2 separate regions of the Homo sapiens genome follow, and region 2 is linked to region 1. A link is a loop called in an ENCODE intact Hi-C map of the cell type or tissue named here. Cell type or tissue: A673. All regions are shown on one strand.

Evidence for each region. Peaks named below come from ENCODE experiments on the same cell type or tissue, not always from the same donor. Only the 100,000 strongest peaks of a DNase experiment are listed, where the experiment ranks them.
Region 2: a loop joins it to region 1, with 8 times the contacts of the local background. A loop is called at or near these places in 17 of 110 quality-filtered maps.

Annotation. Positions count from the first base shown.
Region 1 is chr15:99,209,094-99,217,093 of GRCh38, reverse strand. All of the region lies in intron 8 of TTC23 (tetratricopeptide repeat domain 23), which reads left to right. Among named protein-coding and RNA genes, the nearest start is that of TTC23, 36 kb to the left of the region's middle. RefSeq lists an enhancer at 2,324-2,824 and a silencer at 4,904-5,104. In A673, a CTCF peak has its summit at 3,696 (motif pointing right); a DNase peak (open chromatin) is centred at 3,703.
Region 2 is chr15:98,438,856-98,446,855 of GRCh38, reverse strand. It overlaps the pseudogene FAM169BP. Among named protein-coding and RNA genes, the nearest start is that of LINC02351, 22 kb to the right of the region's middle. RefSeq lists a silencer at 5,598-5,647. In A673, a CTCF peak has its summit at 4,299 (motif pointing left); a DNase peak (open chromatin) is centred at 4,235.

The DNA.
Region 1 (8,000 bases):
AGCACGTTTTGGTTGTTGCCTGGATTTTAGTTCATTGCTTCTGGTTCCTGTATAATGCTCTATAGAATGCATTTGTTGTATTTTGTTTGTCCATCCTCCTAACAATAGACATTCAGCTTGTCCCCAGCTCTCTGCTGCCATAGCAGTGCTGCCATGACCATCCTTACACAGCTTCACTTACGTGGCTAAGTGACACTTTTTCTGAGGTTTATATCCCAAGGGTGGTATTGCTTTTCTGAGGTTTATATTCCAGGGGTGGTACTGAGTACAAACAGACTTTAAGTTCACCAAGCACCAGCCAACCACGACACCCATCTGCATTTGCATTCCTACTTGCAGGGTGGGTAGGTTCCTAACACACCACTGGCAATATTTGACTTTGTTAATCTTTGCCAACCTGGTGCATATAACGTGCTATCTAATTATTAAAGTTCTATTTACATTTCTCCTATTAGTGAGTTTGAATACTTTTCATATACGACTTAGCCACTTGGGATTCACCTTGTATGAATAGCCTGTTAGTATTCCTTCTTATTTTTCTTTTAGAGTTTCCTGTACCTTTCCTATTGATAATCAGGGTTTTCTTATATATTATAAATATTAATGATATAAATATTTTCTTACATCTATTGCCCGCTTATTAATTTTGTCTATGGTGTTCTTCGTGGCTTAGAAATTATTAATTTGGTTCACTCAAATCCATTCATTTTCACCTTATGATTTATGCTTTGGGAGTCTGGTTAGAAAGTCTTTTCCAGCTAAATATCAAAAATATTCTCTAAAATTTCCCTCCAAGACCTACTTTAACTCTACTCCATATATTTTATCATGAAGCATTATCACTGTGATAACTTCTTAGTATTTCATAACTCAGTTTATAAATTACTCTTTAGTCCAAGGATTATTCAAATGATGTGTGTTTTGGTTTGCAGGTATGAGAGTTTTCAAGATATCTTGGTGTTACTGATTTGTAATTGTATTGCATTGTTATATATATCCTGAAGCTATTTTGTTGGGGTGAGAGGAGAGTTTAGCAGCCTCATATCTTCTTAACCTATCACTTTATTGGTTAGTTGACCTTGTCCTTTTTTGTCCCCTACATCTATTCTGTCTGATACTATATCCTAGCTCTCTTTTGGTAAATATTTTCCTACAATACCTTTTAAAAAATATTTATTTGGGTTTAAATTTCCTTTTCTCCTGCCAACTTTTTGTTCTTTTCTTTTTCCTTACTTGCTTTCTTTTAGATTAATCAAATATTTCTATCATTCCATTTTATACCCATTAATTTGCAAGTTATACATTTTTTTCTTTTGTTTTTTATTTTCTTTCTTCTTTTCTTTTTTGTATACAGGATCTCACTCTGTTGCCCAGACTGGAGTACAGTGGTGGGGTCATGGTTCACAGCAGCTTCAACCTCCCTGGGCTCAAGCAATCCTCTCATCTCAGCCTCCTGAGTAGCTTGGACTACAGGTGTGTGCCACCACACCCAGCTAACTTTTTGTATTTTTTGTAGAGATGAAATTTCGCTATGTTGCCCAGCCTGGTCTTGAACTCCTGGGCTCAAGCAGTCCACCCACCTTGGCCTCCCAAAATGCTGGGATTACAGGCATGAGCCACCATGCCTGGCCTTGTTATCTTCTTTTTATTCTAGTAGTTACTGTGGAGTTTGTCACTTATATCCCTGATTTATTAGAATCTAATTGTAAATTAATCATTTAACCACTTCCTGAACAATGCAAGGACCTTTGAGCGTGCCAGCACTCTTTATCCTCTCTGCTTGGTGCTGTGTTGTCCTGTATTTAAATCACATGTATCTTATACTACAGACAATATTTGTAATACGTACAACTGACAAAGGGCTTATATCTGAAGTCTACAAAGAACCCTTATATATCAGTTAAACAAACACATAACTGGATAGAAAGATGGGCAGGAGGTCAGGCACGGTGGCTCATGCCTGTAATCCCAGCACTTTGGGAGGCCGAGGCGGGTGGATCACCCAAGGTCAGAAGTTCAAGACCAGCCTAGCTAACATGGCGAGACCCTGTCTCTACTAAAAATACAAAAATTAGCTGGGCCTGATGGTGGGCACCTGTAATCCCAGCTACTCGGGAGGCTGAGGCAGGAGAATTGCTTGAACCCGAGAGGCAGAGGTTGCTGTGAGCCAAGATCGCGCCATTGCACTCCAGCCTGGGCAACAAGAGAGAAACTCCATCTCAAAAAAAAAAAAAAAAAAAAGGAGAAAAGAAAGATGGGCAGGAAACTTTTCCCAAAAAAAGAACACCCGCATAGCAAATAAACCTATCAAAAGGTGTTCCACCTTATCAGTTATCAGAAAATGAAAACTAGAATCATAAGATATGGCTGGGTGTGGTGGCTCACACCTGTAATCCCAGCGCTTTGAGAGGCTGAGGTGGAAGAATAGCTTGAGCCCTGGAGCTCAAGACCAGCCTAGGCAAGATGGGGAGACCCCCATCTCTACAAAAATATTTTTTAATTTATCCAAGTGTGGTGGTGCTCACCTATAGTCCTAGCTACTCAGGAGACTGAGGTGGGAGGATCTCTTTTTTTTTTTTTTTTTTTGAGATGCAGTCTCACTCTGTCACCCAGGCTGGAGTGCAATGGCGCGATCTCGGCTCACTGCAAGTTCTACCTTCCCGGGTTCACGCCATTCTCCTGCCTCAGCTCCCGAGTAGTGGGGACTACAGGCACCCACCACCACGCCTGGCTAATTTTTTGTATTTTTTAGTAGAGACGGTGTTTCACCGTGTTAGCCAGGATGGTCTCGATCTCTTGACCTTGTGATGTGCCCACCTCGGCCTCCCAAAGTGCTGGGATTACAGGCGTGAGCCACCGCACCCGGCCGGGAGGATCTCTTGAGCCCAGGAATTTGAGTTTGCAGTGAGCTGTGCAACACCACTGCACTCCAGCCTGGATGACAAAGCAAAACTCTGTCTCTTTAAATAAATAAATAAATAAGATACTCTTACATTCCCACTAGAATGGCTAAAAAAATTTTAAGACTACTAATAGCAAACATTTGGAAGGATGTGATTCTCTGATATGCTCTCTCATATACCATTGTTTCAAATATATTTGGTGTAACTACTTTAGAAAACTATTTGGCATTGTCTCCTAAATTTAAACATTTGCATACCTTTTGACCCAGCAGTATCACTACTAAATTATACACCCAATAGAAATGCATGCATGTTTTCACCAAAAGACATAGCCAAGAATATTCAAAGCTACATTATTTGTAATAGCCAAGAGTTGGAAACAGCCTAAATGTTCACCAAAAGTAAAACAGAAAAAATGTGATGTTAATATAAATAAAATGATTAAAACTACTCCTATGCTTAACAGCATGAATGGCTCTCACAATGTGTAGTGAAAGAAGCCAGATGCAAAAGAATCATACTGTACAATTCCATTTATATAACTGGAGGAGGAAGAAGGTTGTTAGTGACTGGGAAGGCTTTACCAGTCCAGAATCCCTTCCTGCCAGAAATTAGGTATTCTGTCTTATAAGATAGGAAATACACAATTCAGAGCTCCAAGATATAATATTTGTTGCATCTGTTGAGACCTAATATATCAGTATTTAACATTGAGCAGTGTTGCTATAAAAAAGAGTAAATGATCCTCTGGCACCTCCTCTGAGTGCTTTCCAAATTAGCAACACCAAGCCTTGCCAGCAGATGGCGGGCCCTGTACACATCTAGGCTGAATAGCCAACAAGAATTTAAGTTAATATTCCAGACTATTCTACAAAGTTACTTTTGTGTTTAGCCAAGTTGTTTCAAACTTTGCTACTTCTTTTCATCCTAATTCTTCACCCTGATATAATCACCACAATGTGCATGTTTAAACTGTATAATTTTCATTCAATTACTTTGCTTCATTTCCTTATTGAAATGTATTTTGTCCAAATTTATCTGCTTTAGAAATTAACAAGGTGTTTTGGATTTATGCACTTCTGTAGGTAAGCTTGAACCATGAGGGCCTTTTCTTTTGCCAGGTCTTGGAAGTGGAAGGCCAAGATAATTTCTCAGGCAGCGCTCATTGGATTTATGTCCCCCCCTTTTTTTTTTTTTTTTTTTTTTGAGATAGGGTCTTACTCTGTTGCTCTGGCTGGAGTACAGTTTCACAGTGACAGCTCACGGCAGCCTTGACCTCCTGGGCTCAAGCAGTCCTCCCCTCTCAGCCTCTTGACTAGCTGGGACTACAGGCACGTGCCACTGCACCCAGCTAATTTTATTTTTTTGTAGAGACAGGGTCTTACTACTATATTGCCCAGGCTGGGCTCAAGCGATCCTCCTGTCTCGGCCTCCCAAAGTGTTAGAATTACAGGCATGAACCACTGCACTCAGTCCTATGTCCCTCTTAAAAGGATATCTTTTAGTGTATCATCTTCCTGCCCTGCCTGTCCTTTTATGGTGCCCATCGCAACAGCCCAGTGCCTTTCTCCCTGGGCTGACAGATAAGTGCCGCGGGGTGACTCATGCTCCATGCCTCCCATCCCTGACTATGGCCTGAAACTTCTCTCCTTCTTCCTCTCCTCTGTTCCGGTGCTACTTCGTACAGTAATGGTTTGTTAACTTTGGAGAGTGAATCCAAATCATGTATTCTTATGTGCACAGTTATATTTCTTTAAATCTGGTAAAGAAAGTCACTTACAAAAAGGGGCAAATTTATCCCCAGTGTTAAGAATTATTTTCTATCCTGGTTATTGATAGATGCCCAGAGAGAAATAGTTGTCTTTGTATATACAGGCATATGCCATTGCACATGCATGCACACACACACACACACACACACACACACACATCCCTCTTTAAATTATCTTTCTATGCAGCATGATGATGACCTATTGAGACTATTGCTCCAGAACATGTGATTTTCCCCCAGCTCTCTCTGACTGCTTGACATGTCCTTGAAGTCTCCCACAGCATGTCCAGCGAACACTTTGCCTGGCATGACTGTGCTGAACTAACTCAGGAATGAGTAAACACTTTTATTTCCTCAGAGCATCAACAAGACGCCTCCCAAGTATTTCTAAGCAGTGTGCCATGGTGTCATTAACAATGTAGGCTCTGGGCCGGCATGATGGCTCATGCCTGTAATCCCAACACTGGGAGGCTGAGATGGGAGGATCGCTTGAGGCCCGGAGTTCAAGACCAGCCTGGTCAACATGGTGAATCCCCATCTCTATTAAAAACAAAAAAATGTAGTCTTTGGAGTCAGAAGCCCTGGGTTCAAATCAGTGTTTGTTCAAACTTCCCAGCTGTAGAACTTGGGTAGATCTTGTGCTTCCTGGGAGCCTCACTCTCCTCTCCTGTTGAAGTGAAAATAATAAGACCTCCAGGGGTTGCTGTGAAGATTAAAAAGATATTACTTTAAAGCATCTAGGTGCATGGGAGACCCTCAGAAGCAAGAAAGCAAGAAAGAAAAGGGCAATATAATTATCATTATGATCTAATTGAACATTTTCCTTTCTGCTGTTTCATCCCAGAGGTGATTTTAAATCAGGTACTTATATCACATATTAAGGTTTTGTACTTCAAGACTGCCCTTGGTGTGCAATTTTTTTCTGCATTTTTTCCCTGTGCCTTGGGAAGGCTACATTTTGTTTTCTTTGCTCTCATGAATCATCTAAGCTAAAATCAGACAATTGTATATACTTACTTCTTCTTTTTTTTTGTTTGTTTGTTTTTTGTCTTTGAGACTCTCTGTCACCCAGGCTGGAGTGCAGTGGCGTGATCTTGACTCACTGCAACATCCACCTCCCAGGTTCAAGCGATTCTCCTGCCTCAGCCTCCCAAGTAGCTGGGATTACACATGTGTGCCACCACGCCCAGCTAATTTTTGTATTTTTAGTAGAGACAGTGTTTCACCATGTTGACCAGGCTGGTCTCAAACTCCTGACCTCAAGTGATCCACCTGTTTTGGCCTCCCAAAGTGCTGGGATTACAGGCATGAGCCACTGCACCCAACCTGTATATTCTTATTTCCTTAAGCTTGATTTTGTTTCTTTGTCTTGCTCTCTCTTGATTCATTGAAGTTGTGAGGTTTGGAAAGTTATTCTAACACAAGTTTTCCAAAAGGAAAGGGGATGGGGAAGATTTCTCCCTTAACTCGTACTTACTAGGAAGGAGGAGAAAATAATGGAGAAGTGATGTGGCAAGGGGAACAGAATATGTATCTACCTGCCATCACCTCATTGAGATGATGGGGTTCTACTTAGTTCCATAAGCTGCTCCAGAAATGCTTCCCAGTGGAATTTTTGATACTTCAATAATAACCTTTGCTCTTAGATCCCATAGTCCTCCCAAAATTGGTCCAGTCAGAAATTTCTACATCTAACTTTTGCTTTCTGGACTCAGCATTTAAAAAAATTTTTAGTTCTTACCATCACCTGAGGTTCCTTGATGTCTAAGTTGCATTTTCTCTGCTTCTCTCTTTTGGACATAAAGGCTCTTACAGATGCTCACATGTTCCAAGTCCTGCTTCTCCCTTGCCTGCTCCCTGAGAACATCCTGCTCTTCTCCAGCAGACATGTTTCTCCTGTCAGCTGCTCCTGTGGGACACTATGTGCCTAGAATACTTTTTGCTTACTTAACAAAGAAGGAAATTGCTTTTTTTCTCTGGGACTCTTCCTAATCCTATATTTCTGTGGTTGAAGATATGCTCTTAACTTACACAAGTCTCATTTTTGTTTTTATTATTATTATTTTCAATGTGGGGAAGCCAAAGAAAAACCACATGGCACAGGTTACTCTCATATACTTTATCTGCTTTCTATTTCTTGAATCTCCTAAAGCTTTAATGTTTTAGAGCACTGCATTTCTGTCTTTCCTTTTCTGACATTATACCCTTATAATGTACCTTTTCCTAAATATATGAGAATAATGATTTAAATAATAGAATCATGTTTTAAAATGACATGTTATTAGTATTAATATGTAACATAAATATATAATCATATATCTCTAAATAAATAACACAACATATAATAATATATATCAAATAATAGGCAGGGCACAGTGACTTACACCTGTAATCCCAGAACTTTGGGAGGCCGAAGCAGGCGGACCATTTGAGCCCAGGAGTTCGAGACAGCTTGGGCAACATGGCAAAACCCTGTCTCAAATTAATACAACTAATACATAATTACAAATACAAAAAATTAGCCAGGCGTTGTAGCATACACCTGTAGTCCCAGCTATTCCAGAGGCTGAGGTAGGAGGACTGCTTGAGACCGGGAGGCAGAGGTTGCAGTGAGCAAAGATCATGCCACTGGACTCCAACCTGGGTGACAGAGTGAGACCCCTTCTCAAAAATATAATAATAATGATTTTTTTAAAACCACACTAGCTACCAATTATTGACCACCTTCTGTGTCAGGCTTTTGCTAAGTGCTTTACAGATGTCATCTCCTTTCATTCTTAGTCCTCTCTGTGTAGTGGATACTGTTAGTATTCCCATGTTCAAATGTAGCATCTAAAGCTGAGAGAAGTGAGGTCACTTCCAGGGTCACACAGGCAGGAAGCGATAAAGCTGGAAAGTGGCCCAGCAGAGCCCTGCTTATTCAACGCTAGTGTCCAAGCTCCTGACCATGGCACACATTACATTCACTGATGTAGACTGGAAACCCCACAATGCATTCAACAGAGCAAAGCCTTTACCTGTATGTATCAGGTGATAAAAAGATACCCAGATGTAATTCTTTTCTCATGTTGGCTATGGAAAATCCCATTTGTTATCTTTTGGGATTGGTTTCTCATCAGATTCTGATCAGTGATATTCACACAAAGCCTTTCCTTTATACTGGTGCTCAATATTCTTGCCAAATTCCAGAGTTTTTAAAAGGAAACTCTGTTGCCTTAGTAATACCAGAAATTGCATTTGTTTATTGCTTGTTAAAACGAGTCTCCATCCCTATGAGATCTGAAACTTGTCTGCAATGAGATAGTGTCTCCTCTTGTGCTCTGTAG
Region 2 (8,000 bases), 770 kb after region 1:
AGGGACAAAGGGTTGGTTTCAGGATGATTCAAGCACATTACATTTATTTATTGTGCACTTTATTTCTATTGTGATTACATTTTAATATATAATGAAATAATTATGCAGCTTACCATAATGTAGAATCAGTGGGAGCCCTGAGCTTATTTTCTTGCAAATAGATGGTCCCATCTGGGGGTGATGGGAGACAGTGACAGATCATCAGGCATTAGATTCTCATAAGGAGTGCGCAACCTCACATGCAAAGTTCACGATAGGATCCGCGCTCTTATGAGAATCTAATGCTGCCGCTGATCTGACAGGAGGCGGAGCTCAGGCAGTAACACAAGCAATGGGAGCCACTGTAAATACAGATGAAGCTTCGCGCACTCCTCCACCACTCACCTCCTGCTGTGTGTCCTGGCACTGGTCGGTGGCCCAGGGGATGGAGACTCCTGGTTTAAGCCACCCAGTCTGCAGTGTTTTGTTAGAGGAGCCCTAGTAAATGAATGCAGATGGGAAGGGTGGAGATGAGAGCTCCTCATCAGGAGAAGCCGGGAGGTGGACCTGTCCATGGTAGGCAGTCGCAAAGGTGGTTTGAGTGCAGCAGGGATTCCAGCAGAGATCAGGGGGTGGAGGGCTGCTCGAGGACTGGAGTGGGCTGTGTCGGAGACCCAGAGAGCTGGTGCAGAGTGAACCAGGATGAGGTGGGGGACTTCCTGACTCATGCTGCGTTCTCTTCTCCCAGTCTGCAGGCAGTTCCTGCTGGTCTGTCTGGAGGAGCGAGGACGCCTGTGGGAGGTGGAGCGCCGGGGGGCCTGGGGCCAGTGCACCAATATCTGGCTAAAGGTTCAGCTTCACCAGGCAAGGCTTCCAGACTGAGTAGGACTGAAACACTGCACTGTGTCTATTTATTTCTGGTTTCAATACTAGCGTGGATTTACAGTGATCCAATGAGACCCATATAGATGTTATTTCTGTTGTGGCAAGAACAAAGGAGGGGTGGGACCTGGGTGAGGACATCTTATCCTCCAACGTTCCCCTCCTGAGTGAAGCACACCTTCCCATCCTTCTTGCTCAAAAAGATCACCCCCAGTTTAGCAGTTAGGAGCTCCCTGGGACTAAGGGACTTCCCTTTTACAATTAGATAGATTATTGAAACATATAAGAAGATCGGTTTCCTCTGCCTAGCTGAAGATGAGTTGAAAACACGATTCTGAACAGGTGATGAAAGGTAAAGTGTGCACTTGGTTGAAAACTCAAAAGAGTTGACTATGACAAGCAAGTCTTCTATCCTCCTCACCTCTGAGGGGACTGCACACGTCATGGCAGCATCACAGAGACAACGTTCTACAAAACCGCTGCCTGGTCTTTTTCACAGCAGCATAGTATGATGTCGCGTGGACGTGATGTCATTTATTTCCCTGTTGACAGATGCGCATTCCGTCTTCAGTTTCTGGTTGCTCGAGACAGTGCCCCAGTGGCAGTTTGCCAGTGGGGTTTAGTGGAGGAAGCAGGAGAACAGAGCCTCTGGTGGTGGGTTTCCAGGGGAGGCAGCAGGTGGGAAATCCTTTGATCAGCCAGATGGGAAAGCAGGCTTGCAGTGTCTGGGTTTCCAAGTTGCTTTTCTTTTTTTTTTTTTTGAGACAGAATCTCGCTCTGTCACCCAGGTTGGAGTGGAGTGGCGCAACCTTGGCTGACTGCAACCTCCGACTCCTGGGTTCAAGGGATTCTCCTGCCTCAGCCACTCGAGTAGCTGGGACTACAGGCATGTGACACCATGCTCAGCTAATTTTTGTATTTTTAGTAGAGATGGGGTTTCACCATATTGGCCAGGCTTGAACTCCTGACCTCAGGTGATTCGCACTCCTTGGCCTCCCAAAATGCTGGGATTACAGGTGTGAGCCACCGCGCCCGACCCCAAGTTGCTTTTTTGACAGTGAACTTTCTACTTCTCACAAATGGGGAACGGCTGCCCATGGCAGGCGCTTCTCAGCTCAGCGCTTCTCAGCTCAGCACTAAGAGGCGAGGCCAGGCCAGGGCTGGGGCAGCGGACACCTCCAGGCTTCAGGTGCTGCCATGGGTGGGAGGTGAGGGGGACAGTTAATTTAAATTAACTGTCCAAAATGCAAGCCCTGGCTCTCCTTCACTCCTGGAGTGGGTGCTCCCGTCAGCGTCGAATGCCATTTCTGCGGCTGCATGTGGCTCATTAGGGGATTGACAGGCAGCCGAGGTGCCAGGCTTTCTCTCCACGTGGTGACTGATCCACCTTAGGTGTCGACAGGTGAGCGTGCCTTGGAGTTTATTGATGATAATAGTGATCAGTTTTGCTTTTATGCTGGAAGGCTTAATGGATCTTTACAGATATTAATGGGGTGAGCAGGCACCGGGGAAGGAGGCATGGCAGGGCGGGGCTGTGCTGTGATCCTAATGAGGCGGTTAAGTGACTTGCCCTGTGGCACTGAGTTAGGAATGAAGGGAAGCCGGTCGGGTCCCTGGGCACTGAGCTGTCTAGCTGTTGGAGTTTATGGACACGCTTCACAAATGAGGCTGTGGGGCCTCGCACAGCCTCTGTGCTTGGATGTTTCAGTTCCTTGGCTGGGAATGGAAAAAGAAAATGCATTGCATATTGAAATGTGGAAATTGCACGGGCCAGAGGGGTGAGCAGGGACGAGGATGTTTTCTCCTAATTGGGGAGATGGCTCCTCCTGGAGAATCCCACTGGGGCTGTTTCAAGAGCTGGGAGTCGGTGTGGTCTGGGCAGAGGAAACTGAGCTGGAAGTCAGATGCCAAACATGTCACTTTAATTCACTCTGAGATTCACCAACTCTCATTTTAAAACAGCAAATGAGGGGACTTGCACAGAGAATGTTCCAGAAGCATGCTTGAGTCCCTTGAAGGAAGAAGGGTTATCATTATAATTAGGATATAATTAGATTACTAAAACTCTTTATTTAAAAAAAAATTCTAAGTTATGGTCTTTTCACTGCCTGTATAAATCATGGCTAGTTCCCAGTTTCACCCACATCTTCTTTCCCCTCGAGGGCCCGCAGTCAGGATTTTAATTCACTCAGGAAGGTTTTCAGCCAACCGGCTTCAGCTTGCAACCATTATGACAGTTAGTGCTGACATCTCAGGTTTTTTTCAAGTTGGTGAGTTGGGGCTGCAAATGTGATCACAGATTAGCTCGGTGCTCTGCAGTTTCTCGTCTGTTTCTCTCTTCATGGAAATCAGCAAGTGTTAGTGGATTAGAACTTCTTATGGGTCACCGAACAATGCAGATTCCGGAACCTTCTCTTCCCTGGGAATCTCAGTAGGCCATTAATTGGATGTTAGTCTTAAATTAGTCAGTGATTCTTAGAGTTGCTTTTTTGACTTGTTCTGTTTTTTTCAAGTTTTATCTGTTCTCCCTTCTTTTTCCTGACGGTTATTTTGGAGGTATCCTATAATTTTATGTGCCATAGAAATAGAACTGTAAGCAAGAAGCCCAGTGGAATCAATTGCTTCTTGCTCTAAATAAGGCATGAACATTTCACAACATTTCAAAGGGAAATTAACTTGTGCTCCTTGCAAATGTTTTAAAGACTATTTCTGAAGCAGCCTGATTGGTGGGCCAGGTCTTTAAAAGTTTGTGCGATCTTGGCTGTTGATAACATCTGCAGCTTATAATGGCCCTGAAAATATTTACAGGTTATGCAGACCTTTTGAGGGAAGGAGTTTGTGGGAAATTTCTTTCTTCCTACACTCAGTTACAGACAAAGCCTTTGAAACTTGACCAATAGGATCATAATTGCATCTGATGTGATTTCCCGGTCAGCCTGAACATGCCTTAAGTTTCTTTACCAGAGAGAGTGAAACTGAATATGTCAACAGTGAAATGTTCTTTTACAAAATTGTTGCCGGGATCAGGAAATAATTGACCACTGCTTTAAAAATTAATTTTTTTTCAATCTGTAAGTCATACTTTTGCTTTCTTTCTCCAGCTGAATTTTTAATGGATTCAGTTGTCATCCACAAATACTTTTATTTGCATTTAATTTTTAAACCAGAAGGATCTTTGCATCAAGAGATGTGAAAAATATGAGAAGGGAAGCGGGGGCTACTTTTTTGAAAGTTTGATGCCCAGCAAACTGCAGTTCTGACCTTTTTTCTCAGTTTGTTCTGGTGACTCATACGTTATAGAGTACAATAGCAACAGCAATTTTGTGGTGGTGCAGTGTGCTGGGAAGTGCTGGGGGCAAAACCACCATACTGGGTGTGTTTTTTTCTGTCGAATGCTGCTCTTTGACAGGTTGTGTGGCTCCCCTTAGTGGCCATTGTCGTCTACTGCAGCCTTGGATGATAACTTACCTCTGTGATTAGTGCTCTGATACCTCCAGGTGTGCTTCCAAATGAGTAATTAGTGCATTCATTTTTAAAGATTTAATGAACCTCAATTAGGAATGAAATACAAGTAAACATTTGATAGCTCACAACACATAAAAACATTAGGAAAGGTGGAAAACTGATAATGGGTTATCTACTTCATTTTCTCATTCATTCATTCATGTATTCCTTTATTCGTTCATTCGCTGTCAATGGGGCATCTACAGACGTGCCAGGCACTGTCCTAGACGTTAGGGATGCAGTCATGAACAGGGCTGACCTGGCTTCTGAACTTATTTACCAGCTAACTACATGGGCACCTACTACTGTGTGATATAAAAACTCTATGGCCGAGAGAACTCAAGTGTGCTGGTATTTTTAAGTGCCCACAATTAAATTTTGCCAAACCAAATTTTGCTAATTTATACAGTTCTGTAAATAAATTTAAAAATTTACTTATATAGATAACAACTAAATAATTCATTTGTTCTTTAGTAAACAAAATGTGTTACATAGGTATTTTCAGCTGAAATGCAAAACTGTGTATTTTTTTTAGGGATCTGAACACCACACACACACATATGGATTTGGGGGCGTGGGGTGTGGAGGTGCAAAGGAGGACAAGAAAGTCATCCCTTTCCAAGTCGGTACTGATTTGGTAGGAGAGGAGGGAGACTCACTGAACGTGGGTGATTATGACCTCTCTTGTGAGCAAAACCACCGGTGAGCAAAAAGAAGGATCCAGGACTAGAACTGGAAATGTGAGTCCATTGAATGCCAGAATCGATGGAAGAACAGATCACAATTCCAGCTCAGAAATGCTTGAGTGGAACCTCACTTTGCATCTCCTGACACCTGGCAGGTACTCCTGTCTTCTGGAGAGCATTGCAGCAAATGGCAAAGTGAAGGTCAAGAAGATAGAACTGACCCAGCACTTTGGGAGGCTGAGGCAGGAGGATGACTTGAAGTCAGGAGTTCGAGACCAGCCTGACCAACATAGTGAAACCCCATCTCTACTAAAAGTACAAAAATTAGCCAGGCATGGTGGCAGGCGTCTGTAATCCCAGCTACTCGGGAGGCTGAGGCAGGAGAATCACTTGAACCCGGGAGGTGGAGGTTGCAGTGAGCCCAGATGGTGCCACTGTACTCCAGCCTGGGCTACAGAGGGAGACTCCATCTCAAAAAAAAAAAAAAAAAAAAAAAAAAAAGAGAGAGAGAGAGATAGAATTGGGTCATGGCTATCAACATGTTTGCAAGGTCCCCAGTGTACTATTTCCTCTTTTGATTGTCCAGCCCCTTGGGAGCCACCCTCATTTGCTTATCCTCTTTCTGTTGCTTGGGGAGGGCAGCACACCCAGGAAATTCCGAGGACGTGAGCCGTCATGCGAGGACTTCTCAGAATGACAGACCCAGACAGCCTGCCCCTGGAGACGGCAGCAAGGTATGGTGATACTATATCACCCCATGAACCTCTCACTTTCCTAGTGATCAGGTTGTCCTTGCTTAGTGAAGCCGTGGTCTGAACCTGCCAGGCAGCTTCCCAGACGACTTGGCTGTGGGCTTCTCGTGGCAGCAGGGCCTTGGTCTAGGCTCAGAATCTCCGGGCTATCATGGGAGGGGGGTGTTGCGTGGAGAGGCCTTTGTAATTAGATTTTTTATGGTTCTCTTCTCTTAACTAGACAAGCTCTAACGAAACCAAAATGGAACAGAACACATGGGAATTGGCCGTAACCTTGCATCGTTAAGGAAATATTGAAAAATCTGAATTTCAAATTTTGCCATGGACCAGTGTCTGTCAAGCAGAACAAAAAGCAAGACAAATTTGTCTTTCTTTCCTCCTCCACTGCAAAAGCCCAGATTGCTGGGATGGAGTGGAATTAGGTATTAGGTTTTTGTACAATCCAGAGTGACTGTAGAATAGAATCTTGAGGGAATATTAAGAATATTTCTTAGTAGCTTGCTGTCATTCAATATTTTATAAAATTTTAGGTTTTCCTGGTTTTCTTGTGGCTAAACCAGACTCTTGACCAAACAGGGTATTGTGAAAATGTCCATTCTCTGGTGCCAAAGGGTCTTTACTTTCAAATCCCTAAAGAGTCCAAAATTACTTTAAACTTACGCTTGTACATCATGGACAAATACTGCTTATTTTGGAAAATATATTGCTCTGAAATAGAAGATTCAACAATGAAAGCAGAAAATATCCCAGTAAGTGCTGGATTGTTTTAGAAAGCTGCTTCCTGTCTGACATTAGCTCTAGCCATCTGGCAGATGAGGGCTTTCATTTTCTTTGGTTCACCATGGAAAGATGGGCTAACCTAAGACCCAACAGGCACTGAACAGAGAGCGTTGCACTTGGCCTTTTCCGCTGATCCTTGACTTTTCTTTTAAACCTGTTAGAGGAAGCAGAAATGTCCAGGTACTGTAACGCCCATGGGTGTGGACCTGGGGGAATTCTGCACATTTGAGCACGGGGTGCCAGCTTTGAAAGCAGTGCTTCCTTCCCTGCCCTTTCTCTGGTCTCCCCAGGCTGGGCTGTCCTTTAGTTCCTTTCAGTAAATACGTGCTCTTATGCACAAAACCTGATTTCCCCATGGCTGGCTGGAGCGTTTGAACCTGGCCTATTCTGAATCTCAGCAGGAAGTGCAGGCACAAGCCAGACAGGACACCTCCATGTCCTGAATGTCCAGCCCCAGACTGTGCAGGACGACCCCATTGCCATGTTTAATTGGAATGCCTGTGGATTCTTTTCTGACTTCAGGAGAGGATGTGTGGAGAAGAACTGGAAGACACAAAGGATGATCCAGAGTGTGGAGTGGAAGAGGAGGATGCCGGGCTGGCAGGGCAGCCACCAGGCAAGCTTACAAGGTCCAGTCCCTGACGTCTCCAGACGCCCATCTGGGCCAGGTCCAGAGGCCTGCCTGGGCTCCCAGGATTCGGGTCTGAGACTTGTGTGTCTGGGAGTGTACCTTCCCTGGGGATCTTTGAGGGGCCAGTGACCCCACGGGCCCCACCTACCTCTGAGGTGGGCTCAGGCTCTAGAGTACCTGAGAACGTGCTGCGCTCAGCATGCGACACCGTGCCACAGTGAGGAAGTATTTCCCTAAGTTAATTGTTGACAGTTCCTAAACGTTTCAGAAGCTTACTCGTTAAAACTAATGTGGTTTCTGTTTCTCAGGATAAATTGGTGGGACTTTACCGGAACCACAGGGATGTTTTACTGAATGTACCTCTTTCCTTATAGAAGTTTAAAGATGCTCAGGAAGGGGCCACACCCGTTCCATCTGGGCTGTAGAAACCCATTGCAGGTTTGTGCATGCCAGCCCTGCTGTTGCCGTGAGACCACGGACACCAAAGAGGTTTGCAGGGGTACACGTGTCCTTTCCGGACACCAAAGAGGTTTGCAGGGGTACACGTGTCCTTTCCCGGGAGGCTTCAGCCACATCAGTGCTGATGTGCCTCAAGGCACATGAGTGCCTTGAGGGCAGGGGCAGTGGCTGGATGGTGCCTACTGTAGGCCTGGAGCTCTCTTCTGGCCTGGTATACAGAAGGCACTCAGAGAGCTCATATGGGAAGTACTGGGTAGGAATTTGGGCAGATGGTGCTTCTAGAATATTGGTGGCCTTGAGTGGAAAGTCTTGTGGTAGTAAAAGTAA